5 separate regions of the Mus musculus genome follow, and regions 2, 3, 4 and 5 are each linked to region 1. A link is a loop called in an ENCODE intact Hi-C map of the cell type or tissue named here. Cell type or tissue: left cerebral cortex. All regions are shown on one strand.

Evidence for each region. Hi-C counts contacts between places; a loop is a spot of excess contacts. Peaks named below come from ENCODE experiments on the same cell type or tissue, not always from the same donor. Only the 100,000 strongest peaks of a DNase experiment are listed, where the experiment ranks them.
Region 2: it touches region 1 in a loop (5-fold over the local background); 5 of 42 quality-filtered maps call a loop at or near these places.
Region 3: a loop joins it to region 1, with 2.0 times the contacts of the local background. A loop is called at or near these places in 2 of 42 quality-filtered maps.
Region 4: it touches region 1 in a loop (3-fold over the local background); 4 of 42 quality-filtered maps call a loop at or near these places.
Region 5: it touches region 1 in a loop (2.4-fold over the local background); 2 of 42 quality-filtered maps call a loop at or near these places.

The regions. Positions count from the first base shown.
Region 1 is chr7:136,822,682-136,827,681 of GRCm38, forward strand. No RefSeq gene overlaps it. Among named protein-coding and RNA genes, the nearest start is that of Mgmt, 69 kb to the right of the region's middle. In left cerebral cortex, no CTCF peak of the experiment used is centred here; a DNase peak (open chromatin) is centred at 3,031.
Region 2 is chr7:137,307,192-137,312,191 of GRCm38, forward strand. It overlaps Ebf3 (early B cell factor 3), which reads right to left. Exons shown (of 16, transcript NM_001113414.1): 5 at 2,108-2,181; 6 at 294-362. Among named protein-coding and RNA genes, the nearest start is that of Ebf3, 4.8 kb to the right of the region's middle. In left cerebral cortex, no CTCF peak of the experiment used is centred here; DNase peaks (open chromatin) are centred at 830, 1,432, 2,423, 2,580 and 4 more places.
Region 3 is chr7:137,192,544-137,197,543 of GRCm38, forward strand. Ebf3 (early B cell factor 3) reads right to left here. Exons shown (of 16, transcript NM_001113414.1): 16 at 1,128-3,859. The coding sequence ends at 3,828. Among named protein-coding and RNA genes, the nearest start is that of Gm10578, 40 kb to the right of the region's middle. In left cerebral cortex, no CTCF peak of the experiment used is centred here; no DNase peak of the experiment used is centred here.
Region 4 is chr7:137,319,305-137,324,304 of GRCm38, forward strand. It overlaps a transcript of Ebf3 not described here. Among named protein-coding and RNA genes, the nearest start is that of Ebf3, 7.4 kb to the left of the region's middle. In left cerebral cortex, a CTCF peak has its summit at 2,360 (motif pointing left); a DNase peak (open chromatin) is centred at 2,377.
Region 5 is chr7:137,209,560-137,214,559 of GRCm38, forward strand. All of the region lies in intron 10 of Ebf3 (early B cell factor 3), which reads right to left. Among named protein-coding and RNA genes, the nearest start is that of Gm10578, 23 kb to the right of the region's middle. In left cerebral cortex, CTCF peaks have their summits at 1,879 and 3,782; no DNase peak of the experiment used is centred here.

The DNA of each region.
Region 1 (5,000 bases):
AGAGAAAGAGAGAGAGAGAGAGAGAGAGAGAGAGAGAGAGAGAGAGAGAAATCTGGGTCCTGGAAGAGCTTGGATAGGATTGATCAAGCGGATCTGGTCTTTGGCTCCTGCCCCTAGGGAAGATGATGTCTCCTTTCTGTTTCTAGATGGAGTGGTGATACCTGTGGGGCTGTTCTACATTCCCAGGAATCTAGCAGCCTCAGTTTACTTCCACTTCATTTTCCCATGGCGGCATACTTATGGCACTCACTAAGTGACCTACTCACAACATGCACCTTGACCTCTTTAGGGGAAAGACTGCTCAGTCATCTACAGAAGTCTCTTGGCTATAGTCAAAATTCTGTCCTCCAGGCCAGTGAGACGGATCCAGGAGTATGAGTGCTTGCCACCAAGCTGACAAGTTAGTTGCAACCCCAAATCATACATGAACCAACTCCTGACAGTTGTCTGAGGCACATGCACACAGGCACACACATGCTCATGCACGGGCACGCGCACACACACAAGTCAATTTAAAAATAAGTATTAAAATAATTTTGTCCTCTGATTTGGGAGCACGAGCTCATCTGTAGTGAGCCCCTCGCTGTCGGGGTTCACAGCTTTTAGTATTTACAAGCAGCCTCCCAACAGCCCCAGATGACAAGAACCTTCCTCTTGCTTCTGCTCTCCCGGCAAGATTTTTTTTAACGAACATGCTATTTATAAGTAGACAGGAGATGTATGTAAGCTGTGAGAGCATATTTATTTACTGTATATGCAGTCTTCTAAAATAGTGCATGGCATGAAACAGAGCAGCCTGCTACGATTCCAGGCGTTTTGTGGAAGAAAAAGAATGACCCCGAAACACAAAATCTTGAACAAACAAAAACGCTGGTTCTTTAAGGAGGCGGCTGAGCCCTCTTGCAGCAGAGGTGGACGCCTCCGCAGACTCACTGTGCTCAACATGAACTTAGCCACTGTGTTTCCTGGACTCTGACGTGTATGTGATTTTTCTCGCAAAGGTTCTCACCGAGGTAAATAAAATTGTAGAACCTTGGAAACACGCTATTATTACAGCCAGAGAGAAGGTGGGCAGAGTGGGAAATGCCTCTCTGAGGGATAAATTACATGTGATGAGGGCTAAAAGAATACAGCTCCTATTTCAGGAACTCTTCCAGGCAGAGATTTGGCAGTTTTAGCGTTCCTTTCAAGACAATACACGCACACCAAAAACATTATTCTCCACAGAGCGCCCCAGAGGCCACAGTCGTCACGTGGACGCCGTGGTTTCTCCATTCCCTCAAATTCAACACCGATCTTCTTTATTAATTTTAATTTGTCATCAATAGCCTGACAGGCATTCTTTCGGCAAGAAATACTGCAGTAAGCTGTTTCACCCACTGTGGCAGCTATTAAAAGTAGGAGGGTGATTAGCAGGAATGAGGTCGAACTGAATAATGCCAGTATAAGTCGCTACCGTGATATGTGAAGCACAGGAGGGTTTGTTATGTTCCATGAAATGTAATTTAAAAACGGGACACCAGCACCTGCTTTGCTGGCTCCTGGGCTGCTCAGATCAGTTGAGCATCCTCCACTATGTTTACCATTTACTAGGATTGTAATAACTACACTTAAGATAAACTTAATTGTTGCCGTCTATTTCACATACACGGGGAAGGTAAATGCATCATGATGTGATTGGGCCAGATGAGACAAAGCAAGGTGATTTAATCAGCCATACCGGCGATTGAAAAATTAGCTTTCATAACCTTCTTGCAAAGACCTAAATAAACACAGTTCTCTGATGAGCTGCGTGTTCACTAAACAAGGATAGCATCAGGATGCTAAGAGATGCTTCCATTCATACAGAAATCCTGAGGCATTCCAGTACTTGTGTTAAGAAAATTGTGAAATGTTTATAGACATTAGACATGTAGCCCTTACCTGTATTCTTTTGGAAAAAAAAATCTCTAACCCAAGCATGTAACCTGGGATGATTGCTGGCCCAGAAATTCCAATCTCCAGCCTCTTGCTGAACTTTTAAAGAACTTAGATGCGCACAGTTACCTCCAGCCATTTAAAACTTCGTGAGATTTAAACCAGGGACTAAGAATAGAGAAAATGTATTTTAAATGTACAGTATATTTTCAACACCACAGCCCAGGGGGCAAAACAGCTACCAACAGTCTTTTTCTGAGTGTGCTCCTGGTCAGTTGGGCTTCATGCTAAATGTCATTTAGACTGCTTTGTCGAAGGTACCACTCACACTTGGTGTGTAGGTCATTTGGAGCACACTATAGCCAGCAGGGCAGGGGCACGTGGACAGCACAGAACACTGGCTCATTATCTGTCAGCTCAGTAGCAATATGGTCCAGCCTCTTGCCTATGGGATACCACCCTGGTTGCACAAATGTACAGGCTCAAGGACAAATCTGTTCAATCCATTTCATACCTGCACATCTGTGCAAAACAGTAAAAAAAAATTAAAATTAAAAAAAATTAATTTGCTTACCCATTCTGAAGTGGGTACTTAAAACTACAGGTTGGCAAAATTTTTCAAAAGGATCCTAGAAAACTATTTTTCTGTATTTAAAGAAATAACGTGTTTGAGTAGGGTTTTTTGGGGGGGGGCTAGGGGGTGCAGTCTGAGTAGCTTGTGAGATGAAATGAACTCCAGCCGAGGAAGCTAGTCACTGGTTGTAGAGATTTTTATCACAAGGCAGAAGTGTAATGAGCAGCCCCACAAGTCTGCCTTTGGACCTAAAAACAACGCAGGAGATAAATACCACCCCCTTCCCACAGTTGCTATCTTGTAAGCGGTGGGGCTTGGTCTCAATGCCAAGGGAATATTCGAAGAAAGATACAGGGAAGGATGCGTGCCTCAGACAGTTTTCCTGCCCAGAACCGCTGGAATCCAGCAGAGCTACAGGAGGCAATTTGAAAAGCAGTTTCTCCAGCGTCAGAGCCTGTCACATCAGACGATCAGACAAATTTTATAAGGAAACCAATGAATGCTAAATATTGCCGTCCGGTTTGCGGAACCCAGGCTCCCATCTCACCCAAGGAAAAAGAAAAAGAAAAACCCGAGCAGCCTGGTACCCAGAGGCACTCTGTTCCCACTAGCCCCACCCCACGGGCGCCACTGGGCTTTTACATAGCCGCTCCATTTGAATCCATGATGGGCCCGGTGTTTGTAATTCGACATCAAGCAGCCGCGGTGTCGTCTGGCGTTTATTTGTGCTGTTGTTTTGGCAGGTTATCCAAGGGGCCCTTCTCATCTGACATGTCAGGTCGACAATCAAACAAAGAGCACCAGTGAATTCACTTTTACAGTTAGGCAAGCTGAATGCTATTACCCGTGTATTTTGTCACCGACCTGCAGATTCCTGCCTCTAATCTGCCATCGGATGGATGCTACAAAGTGAAGAGTCGGGGACATGCGTGTCCCGGTAACTACCTGCTGCCAGCTATTATTGTAAGGATCCTGTGATTTTCTTTATTCTGAGTAGAGAAAACAAGGCAGCTCGTGTAATAAAAAGGCATATCAACTAGTCACTTCCCTGGCAGATTTGTCACTCGTGTGGATATAGTCAAGGAGGAGTTGTTGTTGTTGTTGTTGTTGTTGTTGTTATTGTTGCTGCTGCTACTGCTGCTGCTGCTGTTGTTGAACCAAAGGATGTATACACTTCAATATAATGTTGTAAACCTGGAGTGTGTGTTTCAAATAAAACCGTTTTTAGTACCATGTATGCTGGTAAACAAAATAAAAGCGCACATACCTTATAAAGAACTGCCCAAACCCACATACCCGTGCAGAATGCAATCCACAAATCACTCCCTGACAGAAGATATTTTACGTTATATGATTTTGGGGTGAAAGTTATTATATTTTTATTCCTAAATCACATTAGCATAGCCACAAAACCATACATTATCAAGGCTTTCCAATATGCTTCTAAATACCCTCTAATGATGGATTGTATCTTAGGGCCTCTTGAGGACCCACAGTTAACTCTATCATCATAAGTTGTGAATTAAATTGCAAAAAAAAAAAAAAAAAAAAAAAAGTCAAGTGTTTCTGGTAATTCTTTTATTTCTCCACGTGGCACAATCAGATCGATTCCCATCCCCTGTTCAGTGCATAAATATATCTTTGGAAATAATCTGTCACCAATAAAATGTTTCTCCCTCACCTGATTCTAATATCTGTTTTAAAATTAACTGGGAGGGGCTCCTAAAAGGTGACTATTCATCTAGCCATCTCTCAGAAGTTGTAAAGAGGGGTCCCTCAAGCTGCTTAATTGCAGGTAATCTGTTTACATCTTGCCTTTTGTGTTTTGAAAAATCATTGGTGACTTCTACAGGAGCCTCCCTTACCGCAAACCCAGGCCCTCCAGGTATGTCCACGGGACCAAAGCAAGGAACAAAGAACCCGGTATCTTGGTGTTCTCCCATCCAGAGCAGGAGTTGAACAATTCCAAACAATAAAACCCGGCCCAAACAAAGAGTGATTAATGACTCGAGGAGCTGCGATGCCCAACGACCAGAGAGGCTCAGAGTGGGTCTTTGAAGGGGAAATGAAAAGAGTTTCAGGCTTTAAATATTTACCATTTCATTCATCAGTGGAGCATGTAAACGCAGAAACAAATATTCAAACATGGTTTTCCCCAGACTCTATCCCCCCACATCCTACTCACTCGTAATGCCTGTTTATGGCAATCAGCATAATGGAAGTCGCACAAGAAAACAGGTTAGAGACAGCGACAATTATTCAATGGGAACTGGGCGTTCCCCTCCTGAATTTTGTTTGCCACCGGAGTTTCCCTTGGGTTCCATGGGGCAGCGTAACATACCCAGGACTGGGAACCAAAGTTCTAGTTGTATTTTCCTGTGTATTTACAATACATTATTGAAATGTGGACCATCTCCATAGGAGCATACATACTTTATTATCGTCCAGAGGGGGCACAAATAGGAAACGCTCCCGTGACTACCCCATCCTTCATCGCCTAATGCCTGTT
Region 2 (5,000 bases), 480 kb after region 1:
GGGTTTAAAGCCAGAGACTCTCTAGGCATAAAGTGCTCCTCACAGTGAGAGCAGTGGCAGATGAAACTGCTTCCCTTGACAACTCGCAAGCAATTACTGAATCCCCACAGAGCGAGCCACCGGGTTTCCACGTCAACCCACCTGTGCATGATAACACAGGCGGACAAATGGTGCAGTGCACAAGATGAGCCCAGCACCCGCCTCAAAGCTAAGGAGACACTGGAAACCAAGCAGGAAAGAGAGTCTGGTTGGTTGCTACCGTTTTGTTTTGAAAATAAAGAAGTCATCCTTACCTGTCAATGATTACAGGGTCTGAGGGTGTCTCGTTTCTATTGCCACAACTCTTCTTGTCACAGCACCGGCTGTGGGGCAATTGTAAACATGGGTTTCAGTATGAAGCTCAGCTTTCTCTGTCCAACTTATAATTTTTTTCAAAGTCTGACCATGAAGCAGTAGGAGTCAAATATATATATATATATGTACTAACTATATATATATATATATATATATATATATATATATATATATATATATATATAGTTTTCCTACTTAGGCAGCTTGACACACTTCAACCTAGTGAGTTCCATTAAACTTCTGCTGTAACTTTCTACCAGAAGGAGCAGGGTTAAAGACATCTATTATTACTAGCAGGGTAGCCAGAGCTCCTATACAAATTATAATGCTAAAATGCAGAAAACATGCTGTTGCTGTTTGTCTTTGCAATGAGCTGAGGAGAAAAGGCTGGAGGCTGGGGAATAACTTTTCACAGTCTCAGCCTTTGTTTACCTCCAATTGTCAAGCTGTTATTTCTGGAAAAGATGCAAGATGCCACCTCTAACCAATATTTCTTTGGGGCATTTATTAATTATAAGCACAAAGGCGTGCATCAATCTATCACAAACTCCTATTGTTGCTTCTTTAAGCCTACCTTAACTCTGTTATTGAAACTTTAATTAAAGCAGAAACGAAACAAAAATGTTATGCTTCTCGCATTTTAAAAAAGCATACTTGTATAATGGTTACATGTCTAAATTAGCTAAATTAACACCATATGGTAGGCAAAGTATATAAAGCCTTTTAAAGCTGACAGCTAAAGTGATTAAAGAAAGTCTACAGTCTTCCACTTAGAGCTTAAATCACATCTGTGCGCTTTCTATGTTAATTGCCGTACATGCAGAAGTGGATAATAAAGAAATTCCACTTTATTGGTTGTAATTTATATTTATTACCTGATATGAGGAAAAGTCAGCTTTTGTATATTGGTGCTGTAACAATACCTCTGCTCAGAAGTGGCATTCAGGCAACAGGCACCATAGCCGAGGAGAGTATGCCCCTCAGAGTATGGGGCCTGCTACTGTAGGCTGCAAGCCTGCACAACCTTTTCTTATTATTCCTTGCAACTATATTTCACATGCCACACATACAAAGTCAATGATGCGTTTTTATTCGCCATGTAGGGGCGAAACTCTTGTGGTAGTTAGAAAAAAAAACAGGTGGGAAATTGCTCTTCTGACAGAGATCTCAAGTAACGGCACGCTATCTAACAACAATATGAACGATGCATCGCTGCTCTAGGGAAGAGGTTAACTGACAGAATCACAATCCAATTCTCACATACACGAGCTCTGTAATAAGTACAAAAGGCTTTCCTTTTTTTTATCAATAACAGACAATTGTACGTCTCAGGATGCAAGCGTTGGAGAAGGAAATACTCAAATGAGTCCCAGTGAACTCTGACTCCTGCGCGAGGACAGATGCATCCCCTGATCTGTGTGTTTCTCTCTCTCTCTCTCTCTCTCTCTCTCTCTCTCTCACACACACACACACACACACACACACACACACACACACACTATATTGCCACGACAGGGTCAACATATTAATCCGCTCTGCTGAGCAGCGGGTTGTACTAACTATCACCACTGATGGAAAAATGAGGCCGGACACTGCTCTGGGCGGGTCTGGGCCCTCCTCCGGCCTGCTAGGTTTCTATGGACGCCCTCTCTCCCCCGCAGTTGGGCGGGATGGCCGGCGCCGGCGAGCACGGCCCGCGTCCCCGTCCCCTTAGCTGGCTGGCGCCACGGCCGCCTGCCTCCCGGGGGCTCACCTGCACATGATCTCGTGGGTCAGCAGCACGCGGCACATCTCCGGATTCTTGTCCTGGCCTTCATACACGATGGCCTGCGTTGGGGACAAGCAGAGACAGGGGTCACGCAGCGCCTACCGCTTGGGCGCCACACCGCCTCGGGCGCCGCAGGCCTCCGGGGGTGGCAGGTGTCCAGCCCCCACGAGGGGAGGCGACAGGCACACCCGGCCACCCTCCCACCCTGCCACTTCAGTCAGTCGCGGGGATGCTTCGCTCGGCCCGCCTGCCCAGCTCTTCCCATGGGTGCACCCCGGGCTTGAGCTCGGGAGGGCTGCGGGGAGGGCGAGGCAGGGCCTGCAAGAGACCGGGGCACAGCCGGCGAGGGCGCGCAGCCTCCCAGCCGGCTCCTGAAGCTTGGGCCACCGCAACCTGGCGTCGTCCTCTGGCCATTGTCTTATACGAAGGCCCGATCGCTCTATCGGAAGAAGTCGATCAGAGTGCGCTGCGACTGCGACTACAGACGCCGGGAGAGCGCTGGGCGCAGGGGCAGCCCTCCTTGCGCCACCAGGCGCTGCCCAGGCCGGGCTGCCCAGCCGCCAGCCCTGCACCCTACCGGCCGCACACACACACATCCCCCCGCCCCCCGGAGCCCGAGCAGAGGCCGGAGACTTGGGCTGCGTGGCTAGGCGTCCTCCGACAGCAGGAAGCTGTGCACGGCGGTCGCACGTGCTCGTGCCACGCCAGGGAGCTGGCGGCCCGCGGGAGGGCCGGGGCCCGGGCCCGGGGGGCGCCCCTGCCCGCGCGGCCACGTGCTTCTCGCCCGATGATATTTAGAAAGAAAAGTGCTAATGGCCAATCTGGTGTTTATTTTCAAAGTGCTAACAATGATTTTTTTTTCCTCGGGTAAAAAGGCAGTGTCTGCGCGCACGCTCGGGTGGGTTTTGAGCAGAGGCTCCGCCAGATGGTGCGAAGCCCTAGGTGCGCTCACGCCGGCGCCCAGCCCGTCTCCGCCGCCGGGAGCCCCGGCTCGGCCGCCCTCGCCGCCGCCCGCCTCGCCCAAAGAAGAGGAGAAAAGGCCACTGGGGGAGGGGCGGGAGGCGGGGGCCGCCAGCCGCAGGTTCCGGGCAGAAAATTCCTCCAAGGGGAGGGCTGCCCTCTCCGCAGTTCCCGCCCCCCCCACACCCCCTGAAAATTCTCTGGAAATTACTTCCAACCTCCTCCGGCACTTTCCTGCACTTCCAGGCGGACAAAGCCCTTTCTACTAGGCGTCCGGGGACTGGCTTCCTGGGAAGAGGGAAGAGTCTCCGCAAGCCTCGTTCCGCGGCCTGGAGCTCGGCCCGCTCGGAACCACAGAAATGGTGGGAGTCACCACAGGCCAGCGAGCCGCCTGGGGCTGCTGGGCTAGCGGCCTTGGCGACACCAGTACTTCTGAAAGAATGGCTTGTCCTCCGATGATCCCCGTATTTATATTTGATTTATTTTTTATTTTGTAGCACAAACAGAAATCCATAAACTGTCGGTTCAGCGCCATTGACTCTTTGATCAGTTACTGGGCTATTTCTTTAGTCCCCCCCCCTCCATCCCCGTCAGTGAGGAGATTAAATGCCTTTATTTTCTGCACCGTGTAGACTGCAAAGGTACTAGGCTAAATGAACAATAAAAGTGTACTTTAAAAGAAGCCTCTTGCTTCTCCCGTACATGAGGAACAGAAACTTAGCAGCGCCTGCAAAAAAAAAAAAAAAAAACCTCCTAATTAGACTACGGCGATTCTCAAAACCTTTTTGCCCGACATACAAAGGAAATAAAAGCCGCCTGACAAAAACAGCAGCCGAGTTCCAGAGCTTCTGTGAATCGGTGCAAGGCTGGCAAAAGGGCACACCACAGTCTGTGTCAGAAAAACACGTTTACCTGCCAGATCTTTGCTCCAGGAGAAAAACCACACAGCTCTGCGGCTGCAGACATTAAAACCTCATGTTCTGGCTGCCTAGGTAAGGACAAACTTTTTCAGAGAAATAAAAATGTGCAAATTGTGCTCAGAGAATAGGAGGCGTGTGTGCCGGGCTGCAGGAAGCTCTTTCCCACTTGGTTCATAATACCGAAAGTTATGAACCAAAAATGAAGAGACTACTTTCATTTCTAGTGTGACCCTGTATATCCTCCATTCTAAAACAATCAGTGCAGGGTGTGCTTAATTTAGGAATTCTATATGCATACACCCAACACTCTATTTTTAAGAACGTGGAAACAATGTCCTTAAAAACAGTAACACATCACCCAGTACAACATTAGCAGCCAGAGACTGGACACCCTCAAAAAGCAATGAGGCATCTTTCTGCAGTTAATCACATTACTGATAGCCAATAGTTATCATCCGAAAAGTTGACCAAGACAGGTTAAATAATTTAATAAGGAACTGCTTGTAATTATGTTATTTACAAGGTATGACAGAGGGTGAGAGAGAGAGCAGAGCAGTGGATGGGTTTGAGTGACCCCTGGAGCTCAGACTTTGAATTATGGAGATGGGGGGCTGAGAGGTGAAGACGGACTAGAGGGGAACAAGGTGACTTCTCACCCCAGCACATTTAACTTTTAAATCCAAATACATGGCTCGTGTTACCAGACCATGGCACTAGAAAGGAGGAGGGGAACTAACTAAGCCAGCCTAACTCGATGAGCTTTGGGACAGTCAGTTGTCTTTGTTGAGGGGAGGGGTCAGAAACCCCATGAAATGGTTTTCAAGCAGAGAAAGAAACGTTTAAAAATAAACAAGGGGGGGATCTTGGAATTTTTCTGTCAAATATTAATTACCGTAATTAATTAAGACAGAGTTTGATTCCAATCGCAAGTCATTTAATAAAGCATATATGTCCTGTTTTAATGACGGCATAAACTATTTGTAGCAACCGGTCCATTT
Region 3 (5,000 bases), 370 kb after region 1:
AAATGAGGCATTAGATTGAAGCCCATTTCAAGTGCTTTGAATAATCTTTAAAAGCCTGAAAGACCTTAGAGAGACCTGACAATACTCCGCATGCGGTTTTTTTTTTTTTTTTTTTTTTTTTTTTTTTTTTTTTTTGAGGATTGGTTCTTGCTTCTGGTTTGAAACGCAAGCTTTTGAACTTCTTTCTGTCCAGGTCAACAGACCCTATCACACTAGCTCCAAAGACCTGAGCAGAGTTCTTTGGGCAACCCGTTCCTTGGCCCTGGTGACTCAGGAAGGCCTGAAGTGGGCTTTGTGCCATAGGAACCTGTTTCTTTACTGTCTCTTTAAGGCCCGCCAACAAAGGCTCAGCACTGACTGGAGGGAAAGGTATTCACAAGTTTCATTCTGTTTTGAATAATTGTTTCCTGTTTTGCTCAGCAGAACAAGTAATTAAGATGACATTTGTGAGTACTAATTTAGATCACACTTACTGAACGGGTGACAAAACTGCAAGCCAAAACATGTAAAGCCTGCCTGCCATTGAGGAGAAACTGCAGCGTGCTGAGCGGAATCGAATGAGATACAGAAGGCAGGCAAGGGCTGTGGAAATTAGAACCTGTGTTCATGGAGAATGTCAACGTCACTGGAGTCCCAGCCTTGACCATCATCTATGTGTAGCCACCAGTGGCCAGTGCAAGACACCTTAGTGACACACAACACTACAGGCATCCTTTTTATCACCCCATGGGCCATTGTGTCTGGCTAAATCTCCAAGCCCCATAGTCATCCCTGATCTGGTTCTTGCCAAAAAGTCCATGAGGATGTAGAAAGCAGGGACAAGAGAGTATTGGGGGAGCCAGAGCAAGCACTATCCCGCCATCCAAATCAGAAGCCTACTACCTAGCCGCCTCCAACTTCAGGATCATTTACAGGGCACCCCAGTGCTGCTGTGACCCAGTGGTGGTGACAGAAACAGTCAGGCCCAAGCGTGTAGACACCAAATCTTCTGATGGCACCTGTGGCATCACAGCCACCTCGGAACTATGCTGACTGAGGGGATGAGAATTCTGGAAGGTTCTTTGAAACCATTTAGATCTTGGCGAGCCCCAGCTCTGGAGCTCAGGATGTGGAAATGAAACCCCCAATTCATTTGTCAGTCATTTTAATAGTCAAAACAGATAAAACTACCAAAAGTGAAATTCACAGACAAGAAATACTTTAATTAAATATTGTGTAAAATGAACATTTTATACAGTTAAATATCTGAAAAAATGTACAGATAAAACAATCTTATTGTAGGGTCTCTGACAGCAAAATCTACCATTTAGTGAAGCTCTCGGTTTTTTGACACAATGAAGCAATGAGGGCGTTGGCTAGTTGATCTACAACACAAACCGGGTGCGGGCATGAGGACACTTGCTAATGTGCACGTGAGCTCTTTTTAGGTCAAACCCTTACTTACACAAAATAAATCGAGGCAATTTAGTTCCAAAGTGACTTCTCAGGCTGTTCGTGTAGCTAAGCCCTGTCAGCAGCCACAAAGCCAGAGTGTGGCCCACTGACCCTTGGGGACATTCCGTTTCTCTTACTGAGTCCCTTGAATGAACGCTTTCTAAGCTCTATGTTGTCTCTTTGTGAAGGTGTGTGTCTAGTTTTTTTATAATCCCCTCCTTTTTGTTCTAAATGTGACTTCTGCTGCTGTTCGCAAAGCACACGCTGTCTGCAAGGGCGATGAGTGGGAAGGAAGGACAGAGTCCTGAAGTCCTGACTCTTGGTCTGACGGTGGGTTTGGCACTAAGAGGCAGAGTGTCTGAAGGAGGTCTTTCCAGTTAAAAAAAAAAGGACAGGCAGTGCTGTGGGATCTGACCACACAAAGGTCCTGTTTAAAATCAAAACGTACTAACCAGCAGTGTCCCCGATACCTCTCCAACTCCAAGGGGAGCTTAGAGGACCGAGAGCAGCAGACAGACCCAGGAAGAAGTGACTGGCGGACTGGAGGTTTGTGCTTTTGGTGTGTGTGTGTGTGTGTGTGTGTGTGTGTGTGTGTGTGTGTTCATCATCCATCTCCAGATATTAACAATTGTGGTATGAGCCTGTGATAAAATAGCACAGAAGTTCTTCAAAGAAGTCCACTTTTAAGGCATCAGAGAAGTTAATGTGGCAAACATTTGTAATTAAAACGTCGGAAGTAAATTTTATTTTAAACTTTAGGCCTCTGAATTTTTCCAGTAAACACAGTTCAGCTATGTGGCAAAGTCATAGGTGGCAGCTAAAATGACTTTTTTTTTTTTACATTCTACGAAAAAATTAAAAATTAAAAATTAAATAAGGACACAGCCCGGACGATGTGGCCCCTTCACGGCCGCTTCACATGCACAGAACCTACCAGAATTTGTCTCGGCCGCTGACACCGTTTTCTTTTGACTATACAACAAACTTTTCTTTTCAAAAGTATTTGTTCAGATAACTTAAAAATAATATAAAAATAAACAATGAATTTGACTTTTCCTCAACATAAAAAAAAGGGGTGGGGGGTGGAAAGTCTAAACGATAGCAAATGGTTTAGGTACAAATGAAATGTAAGGACATCAGTTTATCTCAACAAAACAGATCCAACAGACAGGTCTTGGTATCTGCCCTTCCCCTGTGCGACAACACTGGGCAGGGATCAAACACCAAAACAGACGTGAAAAAAGAAGGCAGGGAAAGCAATGTACAAAATTTCAAAGATAAATACAATATTTATAATTAATATGTTACAAAATAAAGTCCCTTAGCAACTGCAAGTGTTCATGGGAAAGGAAGTGTCGCATGGAAGAAGAGCATTTTATCCCCTATAAGACCCATAAGGAATAAAACTCGTTTTTCTAAATATTTTAAGTGGATCTGAAAAAAATTCAAGACAAGTGTATAAATATTTAGCTACAACTTTGGCAAAATCACAAAAGTCTACAATTTTATAACCACATACAAAACACATCGGGGAAGAAGGGTCTAGGAGTCCAAAGGACAATTTCAGGTACAAGAAACATAGACCTCACAGTAGCCTAAGAATGCAATAGGTTTACAGTGCGCGAAAGTTGAAAAATGTTGCTGATCGCACTTGCTTTAACAGGAAGCTCTAGGTGGGAGAATATTGGAACCAACAGACAGTAGCATATTTTTTTTTCTCTGTCAGTGTGCTTGTTGAAGGCAAGAGATTCGATATCAAAGTTACAATTTCTAACTACAATAAGTTACAAAGTTTCATTTCATTAAGATGAAGTTAAGCAATGATAAACCCTCCCTCCCTCCCTGCCACCCCAAATTCACCTAGTCATATCCTCGTCTGTTCCAGTTAATGGCTCATACCTCCTTGGCCCCCTTTTATTCACCACAAAAAAATATTTCACATTATAGAGATACACAACCATTGTGAATCTAAATATGAGTACAGAAAAAATGTCTCGAGGGTTTTTCTTCCTCACTGTTGCATGGGCATCAAAACGGTGCATATTCACGAAGCTTCTCCCCACACAGATAGCACGCACTAGACAGCCAAGACGGAATCAGAAACTTTATACAAAATAGGCGGTGCTTTGTTTCCTTAATCTTCAGGACTGAGAAATGTGAAGGTATGAGAAGAGTTCAGTCAATAAAGTGGAATTGTTCATGAAGGAGTGGGCTTGTTCGCGGCTTGATTCTTAACAGTTTAAATAAAATCTTTAAATGTCTTTTGTAGCATTCAACTGTGGCTGATTTTTAGTTTTGAAGATAGTGTTTCCATCAGCACATCTTAACACACTACACGTGTCCCCTGAAGTCCGTCCTTGGATGCTGGGTGCTGCGAAGGCAAACAGAGCCCCTCACATGGGCGGGACTACCAGCCCAGACATAGCTGCAAAAGAGAAGGAGACAGAAGTTAATGCGACCACCCCACGCGCACCCTCAAGTGGGCCCAGCTTGCTCCTCCTGTGCTGGGATTCACAGGGAGGCCATACTTGCTCAACTCCCTGCTATATACAGTCAGTTCTGCTGGTGGCACTGGTGTTGGTAAGTCTACTTCTTAGGCTGAGGGCACACAGGTGGCAGGAGTCCCGCAGGCCTGTCTGGCGCTGCAGCCCTCTGCAAAGGCCTTCTCTGCAGGAGGGAGGACGGGCTTCTACTTCACAGAAATGTCTCCACATCTTGTTCAAAGCAAAGGGAAGGCCTACTCTCTGCAAAGACAGGAACCAGCCTGGCCGTGGCTTGAAGGCTTGCTTTTCCTATGTGAAATGGAGACTTGCCTCAGTTTCCCCCTCTGCCTTTGGACCCAGGCTCTGACCTCCTACCAGCAGCTCTGTAGCGTAAGGGTGAGTCAGGCTCTCAGATCAAAGCCACACAGGGCCCAGCTGCTCTGGAATCTCATGGCCACGGAGTGGTGGAGGCAGCCTACCACCTCAGGGTGCTGTTTTCTCTTCAGAGAATAAGAGAAGCTTGGCACAGAAGCACCAAGTGCAGCCAGCTCTGGAGTGAACTCCTGGTCCGAATGTAATTTAAAATCTTTTAACTCTGGTGTTGTTTAATTTTTGTCAGAATGACTGTTCTCATTAATTTATGTATAACATATTAATACATTTGTTCATGTAGTGATGTGAGCTTCAATTTCTCAGTCCATTAATTTCAACGATATTAATTTATCTCCGACTCACCGTTACAACTTTATGGTTTGTCAGGCCCCTGTGTACACACTGCTTGTGTGGTACGACCTAGTCGGCCTCGATGCTGGGGCATGTCCACAGACACCTCCCCTCACTGCCTGCCTGCTAAGCAGCGCTGGCCTGGTGCCCAAGGCCAGCTCTGAGGCCGGCTGGCGGCGCCTAGGGCCTGGGCTTCCCGTCAGAACTGACAGGTGTTGTGAAGACAATGAGTTCAAATCATTGATACCTTTCCAGTTCCTTTTTTGAGCATTAGTTCATCAAAGTGGAATATACCACCGACTTCACAAAAGGGCCAGTTTGTCTTCTCCACGGTTGCGTCCTCGGCACCCAGCAGAGAGC
Region 4 (5,000 bases), 500 kb after region 1:
ACGGGACACCTAGCCCGCGCTGCGAGCTCCACGCAAACTCCCTAGCTGGAGAGAAAGGTGCCAGCCAAGTGATCCCGCGGAAGCAGCAGACACGACCAGGAACTCGCTCAACTGTATCTCTGGGAAGCCCCAAGACTTCAAATGGAGCCCAAAAGAGCCTGTTGTGTGCCTGGGTTCCAACAGCGTGCAAAATTAGAAGGCAAACAGTTAATTATTGTCTCTCTGCCCTTACTTTTCCCTATCTCCTTCGGTCACTTTGGCTGACCCTACAGTTCGGAGTGAGTCCTGAGGACTCTTCAGACACACCGGGAATCCCAACTCAAACACGCGGAAGCTTGGGTTTCTCCCATCCCACCTTACAACCTTAAAGGTCGCCTCTCCGAGGGGGGGGGCACTTTGGAGGAGCAACGGAGCTCTGAAAGACAGCTGGTGTGTGGCGGGGTCTCTCAGACCCGAAAAGGAGCAGCGGTTTAGCAACAAGCTGGGATTTCCCTAGCTGCGTTCAGCGGTGCTCTAAAGGCGGTCCTGTTGGATGCCCCAGAACCAGCGCCTGGGACACGGAGTCCACACTGCCTGCCCGCGCCAATTTACAAAGCAAACTTTCCCTAGAGAAGTTTTTGGATCGAACAGCGCACAAAGTGCGCCAATCAACACTTAAACAGAACCAAACAGTACAAACACGGATCGATCAGATAATTTCAGATATTATAATTGGCTTTAATTAAACACACTGCGTTCTAATTAACTCTGAAATTTTAGCATGCTTTGGGACACTGGTGTCTGATTTGATATTGTCAGTCCAGATGTCCTAATAAAATTCAATCCTCCACTCAAGACTTCAATACTCTCTAAGAACAAAATGCAAATTAAATGTAAAACCTAAAGTATCGCCAAAGGTATAATCAAGAAAGGTGTCTCAAAACTTCTCACTTTTTATTACGCAGTAGTTTAAAAATGCAGATTACATCTTAACAAGACTCCTCCAGCAAGCCATAAATCTTAACTCTTTCCTGGACGCTGATGGGTGCCATGTTCTAGCCCTCGAAAGTTTGCCAGTAGAATTCCGTATTGAAACGCCAGTTAAAGGAGTTGGGAACGGGATGAGGGTGGACCCAGAAGGGTGGCCTTTGACAGCCATTGAGGGCATGCTCTCTTCCCCTTACTTTTCTCACTCCTTGCCCCATGCATGTTAACCCAGACGCTACACTGCCATCCCTGTGCGCAGATGGGTGAAGTGGGGTTTGAGTTAACCAGACCTACTCAGATGCTGGAACTGCGATGATGCCTAAGCTGAGAGGAAAAAGAAAGCTCACTGCCCCTGGGCAGATATGGTCAACTCTTCCACCTGGCAAGAACAAACCCTTTAGCTCACGGTCAGGGGGCTTCTACGGAGGAGTATTGGGTGGCGGGCAGCAACAGGATTGCTCCTCCAGGGAAGCCAGATGTGGGCCGTGAGACCGGGTATGCCTGTGGCGACACGCTCTGCAGCGACTACATTCTTTATCAACTCCGAGGGTCTGCTAAATTTTACGGACTAGAATGAGTCCTCCTAAAAGAAAGCTATTCCCACATTAAACGTGTGTATGTTTTCCATACTAATGGAGTCACTTAAAGCTGTTGCTAATTTAACTTTTTAAAAAGGCCACACTGATGTAATTTGCATTTTCTTTAGGATATTGAAATAAAGAGAAAACTGCTGGGCGGCGAGGCTGCCCAGGGCATAGCTAGGGGCCATGCAGAAATAAAAACAGATAAAGAAAAGAAGAAAGAAAGAAACCGACTTCTCTTCTAGACTATTAATAAGCAATTTGTCCCGCTGAAATTTACATTGCAAAGAGTAGAGCAGCGGCAGCCGCAGCGGCGGGGCCAGCACAGGCCCGGGCAGGGAACTCCACAGCACTGGTGGGGGCAGCCTTTGGGCGTCCGGCTCGCCCTCCCCAGCGGTCTAAGCGCTTTTGAAGTTGGTGTTCTTGCCACCGATCCGAAGACCCTCGGCCAACAGGGTCTCTTTACGCCACTGTCAGCAGGCTCTTGCCTTTGCAGAAAGAGGAGGCTACCTGTGCCAGCGCCACCCCAAATGGGGACTCACTCGGAGGGTAATGGGTGGAGGAGTCCCTGGGAAATGACACTTTGCCCAGGGACCCCTGGACCTGAGGATCCCTAGCTCTACAACTACTGGCCAGTCCTTAAACTAGAGGGAAAATAATAAGGGTCATTTGGGTTTTCCTGCTTGGCCAAGCTGCTTCTACGGTTCAAGTGAACTGCGAGTGTGGAGCTTGTGTCGCCCACCCCCGCCACTGCCCCGCCCGCGCGCCGCCCGGTGGAGCGGCGACTGGCGAGTCTAGCGTGGGGCCAGGGCGCCATCTACGGGCGCTGCGCGGCTCAGGCCGCCGACGCCCTCGCCTCAGAGCCCACTCCACCTCCTGCCGCCGGCGGGGCCCGCGCTCGCCCGCGCCTGCATCGCGAGGCCTGCCACTTATCACAATTACCCGACGCTCCCGTGCCTTTTTGCTTATCAAACATTGCTTGCGAGTGATGCCAAGTTTTAGACAGTAGATTAAAACTTTCCAAATGAAGGCGCTCTCCTGCCTGCGATTTTTAGGGGCGAGATTAATAAAAGACACGAAATGTAAGGATAACACAATTTGATTTGTTAGTCTAACTCCGCGATTTGAGACTTGATGTCCCCAAAGACCAGGCGAGCTTTTCCCCTTTATTTATTTTTATTAAAACATCAATCTGCGCTGGAGCTGGGTGAACTCGGTTTCACCTGGAGAACATAAAATTCTCCATACCCGAGAAATAAGCACCTTTCATAAATCAATGGTATTCCTGACACATCGATCAATTTGGGGTTGTTAATCCGAAAGCAGGAGTTTTAATTGCTTCCCGCGCTCTCATCCAGGCACCGACACGCCCCCTCCTCTTCCCCGCCTTCTCCTCAAGGGTCTCACTTTTGCTGAGGCTGGGGGTGGAATAGGGATCGAAAAATCCGGGTACTTCAACTAAAGCCCCGAAACCTTGTTCTTCCCTCCATGGGGATCCTCGCTCGCCTTCCCGGGATCCTACCAGAGAAAGCCGAATGGTCACGCCACCCGAGCCGCCAAGCCTCCCTCAGTCTTCGCCCGCTGCCACCGCGCTCCCCGGCCCCACAAAAGTTCCCTGCGAGGCCAGACCCTCGCGCACCGAGGATCTGGCTCCGCATCCTGTGTCCCTCGCCCCGCCACACAGCACAGCCCACCCCTGCACCCTGCGGCCCTCCCTGGCGCCCAGGTCCCGCCGCCCGCGACGCGCGAAGTTCAACTTTGCGGGCTCTGCGGCCGCTTCGGGACCGCACTGGGGCGGGAGCCCCCGACGGGATCGCGCGGAGCAGAGCGCTTACCTGAGCCGCCGAGCCTCTACTCCGACGGGCGTGGCGGGCGCCGGGGCCGCGAGGTGCCAGCGTCGCCTGCGGCGGGCTGGAGGTGTGCTGCTCCGCGCCTCCCCACGTTCCCACCTCCGGCCCTCCGGGGAGAGCCCACGGGCCGGGCCGCGAGCGCGCCAGTGCGCACGCGCCGCGCTGCCTTCCACCGCGGGCGGTGGCGGCGACGCGGCGGGCGGGGGGTGCCGAGCAGGGAGCTAGAAGGTGCCCGAGGCGACCCCGCAGCCCGCCCGCCGCGGTGCCCCGGGGCCGCAGCTGCGTCCGAGCTAGCCGCCTGGGGGACAGGCCTCGGGGGAACCCCGAGGACCACGCACTGGGGACCCCCTCTGCCTGGAGTACTCTTTGCCAGGACTGGAGAGGTTCCTTCCTGCGGGGGGCCTAAGGGCAGCAGTAACCTGCCTTGACCCAGACAGTGCATTGGGCCCCCTCCCCCGCCCCCAAGGCGAACACCAAGTGGGTGGACACCTCTGCACTCGAGTCTAGACGCAGATCCCAGGACCCGGGTTGCTCTGCCAGCTCACTTCTGCTCTTTTAGGTAGTGTAGGTGAAGACAGCTCCCAGATGACTACTGCTAATTTAATGAGAGACACTCTGCTGAGCTGTTAGAGAGTCAAGAGGTTGTCCATAGAGAAAGCAAAACCAGGATTCCTTGGAAAGCCACGGGGGCGGTGGGGGGGGGGGGAACTACCTGGCCTCTAAGGTAGCCTTGCTTTTTTTTCCAGGACCATTTCTGCTGGTCTGAGCTTCAGCTACCCTCTGGGGGGCCAGACAACCCGACCATTCCCTCCTTCATCCACCTTTGAAGATGTCACACAGCAAATGACAAAGGTGGAAACTTTATTAGGCATCTGCAGCTACATCTTCAAGAAAAGGGGTCCACCATCCCTGACCTGTGAACCTGCCCTGAGGTTGTTGTATTGAGATGGCTTAGGTAACTGGCTCCTCTTCCTCTCTAATATATTTAATATATTCTGTCTGCTCCTTTCAACCCAAACTACGATACAAATCTCTGAATAAACAGTTTGGGGCACCCAGGTTGGTCTTTAATGGGAGCTCACACTTACCCATCTCCCCGCCCCCAGCCCAGTGCTTTAACCCCCTGTTTCTGTTCTCTACTCCTTATTTCAACCTTTTGTAATGAAAGTTGGTTGTGCTGAATCATGGAATCTTACTGGAAAAGAAAAGTTATTTTGGGCCATTTATTTAGTAAAAAGCACTCTGGAGAATGCAGCCCAGAAATGTGCTTTATTATGATAGCTTAATGTAAGACGAGAACTAAATAACGAATATTTCCCCTTTGTCATCTTCACTTGGGAATCATTTTTAATGCAAACCAGCATGAAGCCGTTTAGGCAATATACAATATTTTAAGACATAAAATTACCCATGTTTTTAGTAGCAGCTAACATGTATTGAACAGTATGGGCCAAGCATCCAAAGACAAACCCAAGCTCTTAGGAAAGGTATGGGGACATTCCCAAGAGGTTGAAGCTCCACACCTATTGTCTCATTATGATCATCATCGCTCTGACTGTGGCGTCAAGGGCCATAGGCCAGGGGTGTGCTTTCACTGTCTCCA
Region 5 (5,000 bases), 390 kb after region 1:
CTGTGCCATAAGATATTAACATTCCTCATTTAGTGGAGGGCCTTTTATCTGTTTCAAATACATTATTCGTCCTTTTGGAGATAAACTGTATTAATATCCATTTGAGTAGGCTACTGTGGCCTAATGCATAGTAATTTTTGTTGGAGAGCTTTTATTTTAGAATAAGAAAATTACACAGCAATAAAACCTGAATGAATCAGAAGCTAGAATGGCCGGGAATCACATTCCATGCCAAATGAGGCAGGCAATCAGGCAGCCTGTGAAAGGCCAGATATCCGGCTATCATATGCAGGCCAGTCTCCAGTGTGGGTCCTACAAATAGAGCCTGACATGGCCACATAGACTCGATTCCGCACGCCGGATAGCCTGCAGCTTGTGAAGGGCGCATATTTAAATATATTCAAGTGTACTGGAGTTAATCTCGTTACTTTACATGCATTGAAGTCATAACAGAAGAAGCGTTCTAAATATTTAAGTCATGCCCATGTACTGGGGGATTAATCATAGCGCAATTGATAACATTTTAACGGGCTGTGCTGTCGGCTCAAGTTGGGATTGCCAGAGCTAATGTGGCAGCCGAAAATGGCATCAGGCTTTGAGCTGCAGCTGGGGCCAGAGTAGCTCCAACTGGCCTGCTGCAATTAGAAACGTACCAATGGGCAACCGTGCTGGGTTTTTCTTTCTTGTGACATCAGTCATTGGAGTTTACATTTTGAAGGCTGAACTGTCTTTGTCAGCCAGCCCTGCTCAGGGGTCTGTGTTGTTCTCCAACATCCCAAAATGTAAATGGCTTTCGCCAGACTTCAATGGCTAATCCATTGGTGTGTAAACCCTATTCACTTATGTGACAAGGGGACATGCTCCTGACCACAGATGACATGTAGAAGACATTGCAGATCAAAAAACAATGTTAGGGATAGGATACTTTCCTACAGAGAAAAAACTCCTAGGAAGGAAACTAAGCCCCAGGAATTTTTGAAAGGCCAACCCATTCACCAGAAATTTACTAAGCAGCTACTATGCTTTCAGGGCTCAGCTGTGCCTGCATCCCAGTGGTGTGAAACCTGTCCCCAAGGGCAGCTGTCAAGAGCCAAAAATGTTGTTGTGGACAGCTCTCCACACTCACACACCCCAGTCCTGGGGACTCCTTGGTGGTAGAAGTGGACAGGACCATTGCATGAAGGAGGGGCCGCAGTGACAAAGCTTAATTGTGACAACAACCTCCTGAACACCTTGCCTCCATTCCAGGGAGACCCGGATCCGGCTGCCAGCCAGGGAGCAGTGGACCACCTTTAAAGACTGCTGGAGTAATTGCTCTTGCAGCACAGTTGTATCTTTAAAACGGTGACATTAAACACACGAGGGGGAGACTCCTAGGTAGGAAACAGCTGCTTTTAGCACCATCTTTCCACCCTGGAAGCTCAAGCCAGCATGCAGGTTGCAGTGCAGCAGAGTCTCCTGCCCAAAAACCCTGACTCCAACAGTAACAACAGGAAGACATTCATTTGCTCCATTCCAGCTGCTGGCTACAGCTATTAAGTGAGCCCCAGTTTCATTTCAATAATGATCGGCTTCCTGTAACTTCCCAATCATGCATTTGTCATAATGCAGTAATTTTCTTGCTACAAACAGATCCTCATAATGAGGCCGTTTTTCACATTAGCAACATAACTACATAATAAGAACATCTGTAGTTCCTTTTCCGAGGGACAAGAACGTACTTCAATTAAGGCAATGGGTTTGTTAAATAAGATATAGTATATTTTACTAACAGGGCTACCCAGACCCTGCCCCAACAGACTACAAGCCGTCAGTGTGCCTGAATGAACACAGGTTGTAATGTGTAAAAATTAAATAAAGTAAAATTAAATTGCTCAATACAAAGACATTCCTCTAGAGGGTGTTGGTGATTTTAGTGACAAAGTGCTATTTGCTGACAAGTAGTTTACACATTAACCAGCCGAATCCAAGGGGGAAAAATGCCAATAGCAATTATATCACCTTGAGGTTATTAAATGTCCCACTGATAAGTAACTAGGTGAGCTTGACCAGGTGATAAAGACTGCTGAGAGCAAACGATTGCTTGTGAAGAATGCTTCTCTGCCCCGCTGTTTCTCCAGATAGCTTTTCTTTCAAAAATGACTGTATAAAAAGTTGCATTAAAAAATGTGTGGCTTCGGAAGTCAAAATTGATACTTAGCCGCCCCCACACCCCATGTCCCCCCTGCTCCAGCTAGAGCACTTTCATCATTCCACCTCAAAACACTACACAAAGTCCCCAAATGTCTGGGTTTTTCTCTCCCCCTTTTTTAGGCTTTAAAATGATGCTAAGTTCTCCACTTTATCATCAACTGTCTCCTGCAAGCGCATTTCATCTATAAGAAATTCAGATGCTCGGGAAATTAAAATTTCAAAGATCTGCTGCAAAAAAAAAAAAAAATCAATGGGGCAAGATCAATGCTCATAGAAATTTCATGAACTTTGAACTGATCCGGGCATGATGATGAGGGGTGGCTGGAGTCGCAGGCAGCTGACGGCTTTTAGTGTGGATGAGAAGCAGCCGGACAGCGGGGAGGAGTGCCACGGTTTACCTGGGCTTTTGCTTTCATATTTTGTTGGACAAAAATTTTTAATTTTTAGTCTATTCCAGTAACAAGCAGAAACAGGGGGTGAAAAATCCTCCTTCCCAACCCAGTGTGTGGATCTCCCTGCTTAGGAGCACCTAATGCTTTGCACACTAGCGCAGCCACAAAATGAAATCGGTTCCCTTTGCAGCCGATTGCAGGTGCAAATTAATATTGTAAAATGAAGATCAATACATGGACAGGGCCAAATCAATAGTGGCTAAATTATTGCTGCATTTTCCTCCTCATTCAAGATGAGTTGTGTTTTCCTCTCAAAGTCAATACTTCGCAGCTTTTCTCATTAATTTCTCAATAAATTTGGCAATGAATTTCAATCACAGAACTCGGCAGGGTGAGCTAAGCATTGTGGTGTGCATGGGAAACACAAAGGCCACACAGTCCCCACATCGCTCACTGGGGTGCTTGGCCTGGCTAAGGGACAAACAGTGAAGACGTAGGTCACCCTTCTGCATCTAGAAGCCAACTCCAAATTTGATGTCTCCTGTGAGTTGCTTGGGACTTGTCTTGTGTCTGCTCTGGGCCACTGTGGGGGGACACATTCCCAATGCCAGGCCCACCTAGGGTCAGTCTCAATTTCCCATCAATTCCTCCAGAATTTACCGTATTCCATCAGCATGTCTTCTTGGAATAAGAAGAGCACCACAGTTGACTTCTAATTGGGATTTGGAGCCTCCCTGCACACTCGGGGAATTCTGTTCTGGTATTCATACAGGCAGCCCAACCGGGCCTACTGCACAGGGACCCACTTCCATTCACCACTGCCTGGCAGCGGATGGCAGTATTGTGATATGACACCAAATGCAGAAAAGGGGGCAGCCCATCTTCCTTGTTACCAAAATAATACCCTTGCTGACAACTATTGGACTGCATTCAAACACTTTTGTTTACATTCCTCAAAGAATGCATTGGATTGTGGCTTGCATAGGCATGGGGGAACTACACCAACCAAGCCCAGTCCTGTAGCTAAAGAAAACCCAGGCCCTGGAGCCTGCGCTCTCCACACCACACCTGTCCATCTCAGGATGGTCCAACACAGACACACCCCAGACTAAGGTCTGCCAATCCCTGATGTGACACCCCCATTCCCAAAGCTGCAGTTTTAACCAGCTCTCTAGGCAGAGAAGTATGGTCCAAAGGGAGGCAGCAGTGAGTAAAACCACCCTCAATATCATGCAACCACTAGAAGCTTCCATATGTCACTCTCTGCTTCAGGAAAGCAAGTTCCCTGTGTCCTCATCCTCTCAGAGATTTCATGGGAGGTGGAAGGAGGTCATAAAAGCCAAGAGAGAAACACACACTGTAGGCAGCAATAGATATGCACACTTAAAACCAGCAGGAAGAAGATCTCAGTGCAGAGTAGGGTTGCAGAGCAAGCTTGGGAAGCCAGCTCTCCCAGGCTGCAGACACCCTGGCTGTGGAGTAAGATAAAGGTCCCTCTTGAGGGCTGAGTGTCCCTGCTCCCATTGTGAAAACCCCTACTTCCTGGAAAGTGTAAGGAGGGCCACTTCAGCCTTGTTCAGAGCAGTGTGTGTAGCTGGTGCTTAAAGGTACTGAGGCACAGTGGTCAGGCTTCTGGAAGGTACCAGAGCTACATGACAAAGCATCTCTATCAAGCATCTCTAATTTCGAGGCACAACATGAGCATCATGCTTGTCTTACATCTGCATGGATTTGTTTTTAATATCTCTATGTCCATCAGTCTATACACACAAAAGCAACCGTGTGGTACATCTATTCAATGGGATACTACTAAGATTTGTAAAGACATGTCTCTGGACACATGCCACAGTGGAACCCAAGAACATCATATGCTATGTGAAAGAAGTCAGCCCCAAAGGCCGTGTGTATTGTATGATCTGCTCCTACAGGAGTGGGAGAGTTAGACCAGTAGCCGCCAAAGCCAGAGATGGGAGGGAACAATGAGAATGTGGAGCACAGTTCAGGGAAAAAAACACTGCGATAGGTTTACAACAATGTGCACATAAAAAACTTTTGAGCCAGACAGTGGTGGTGCACACCTTTAATCCCAGCACTTGGGAGGCAGAGGCAGGCAGATTTCTGAGTTTGAGGACAGCCTGGTCTACAGAGTGAGTTTCAGGACAGCCAGGGCTACACAGAGAAACCCTGTCTTGACAAAACAAAAAACAAAAACAAAACCAAAAACAAAACAAAACCACCTTTTGTTTCTCAGCTTCTCCTCACTGTCTTTGTACATCAACTGTACTCAAAGCAGATGTGAGGTCCCTAGCATTTACACCCCCATGTTGACTGTGGCACTATTCACAATAGCCAAGATATAGAGCCAGCCTAGGTTCCATCAGCGGGAGACAATAGGAAGAAGCACATGCACGCTAT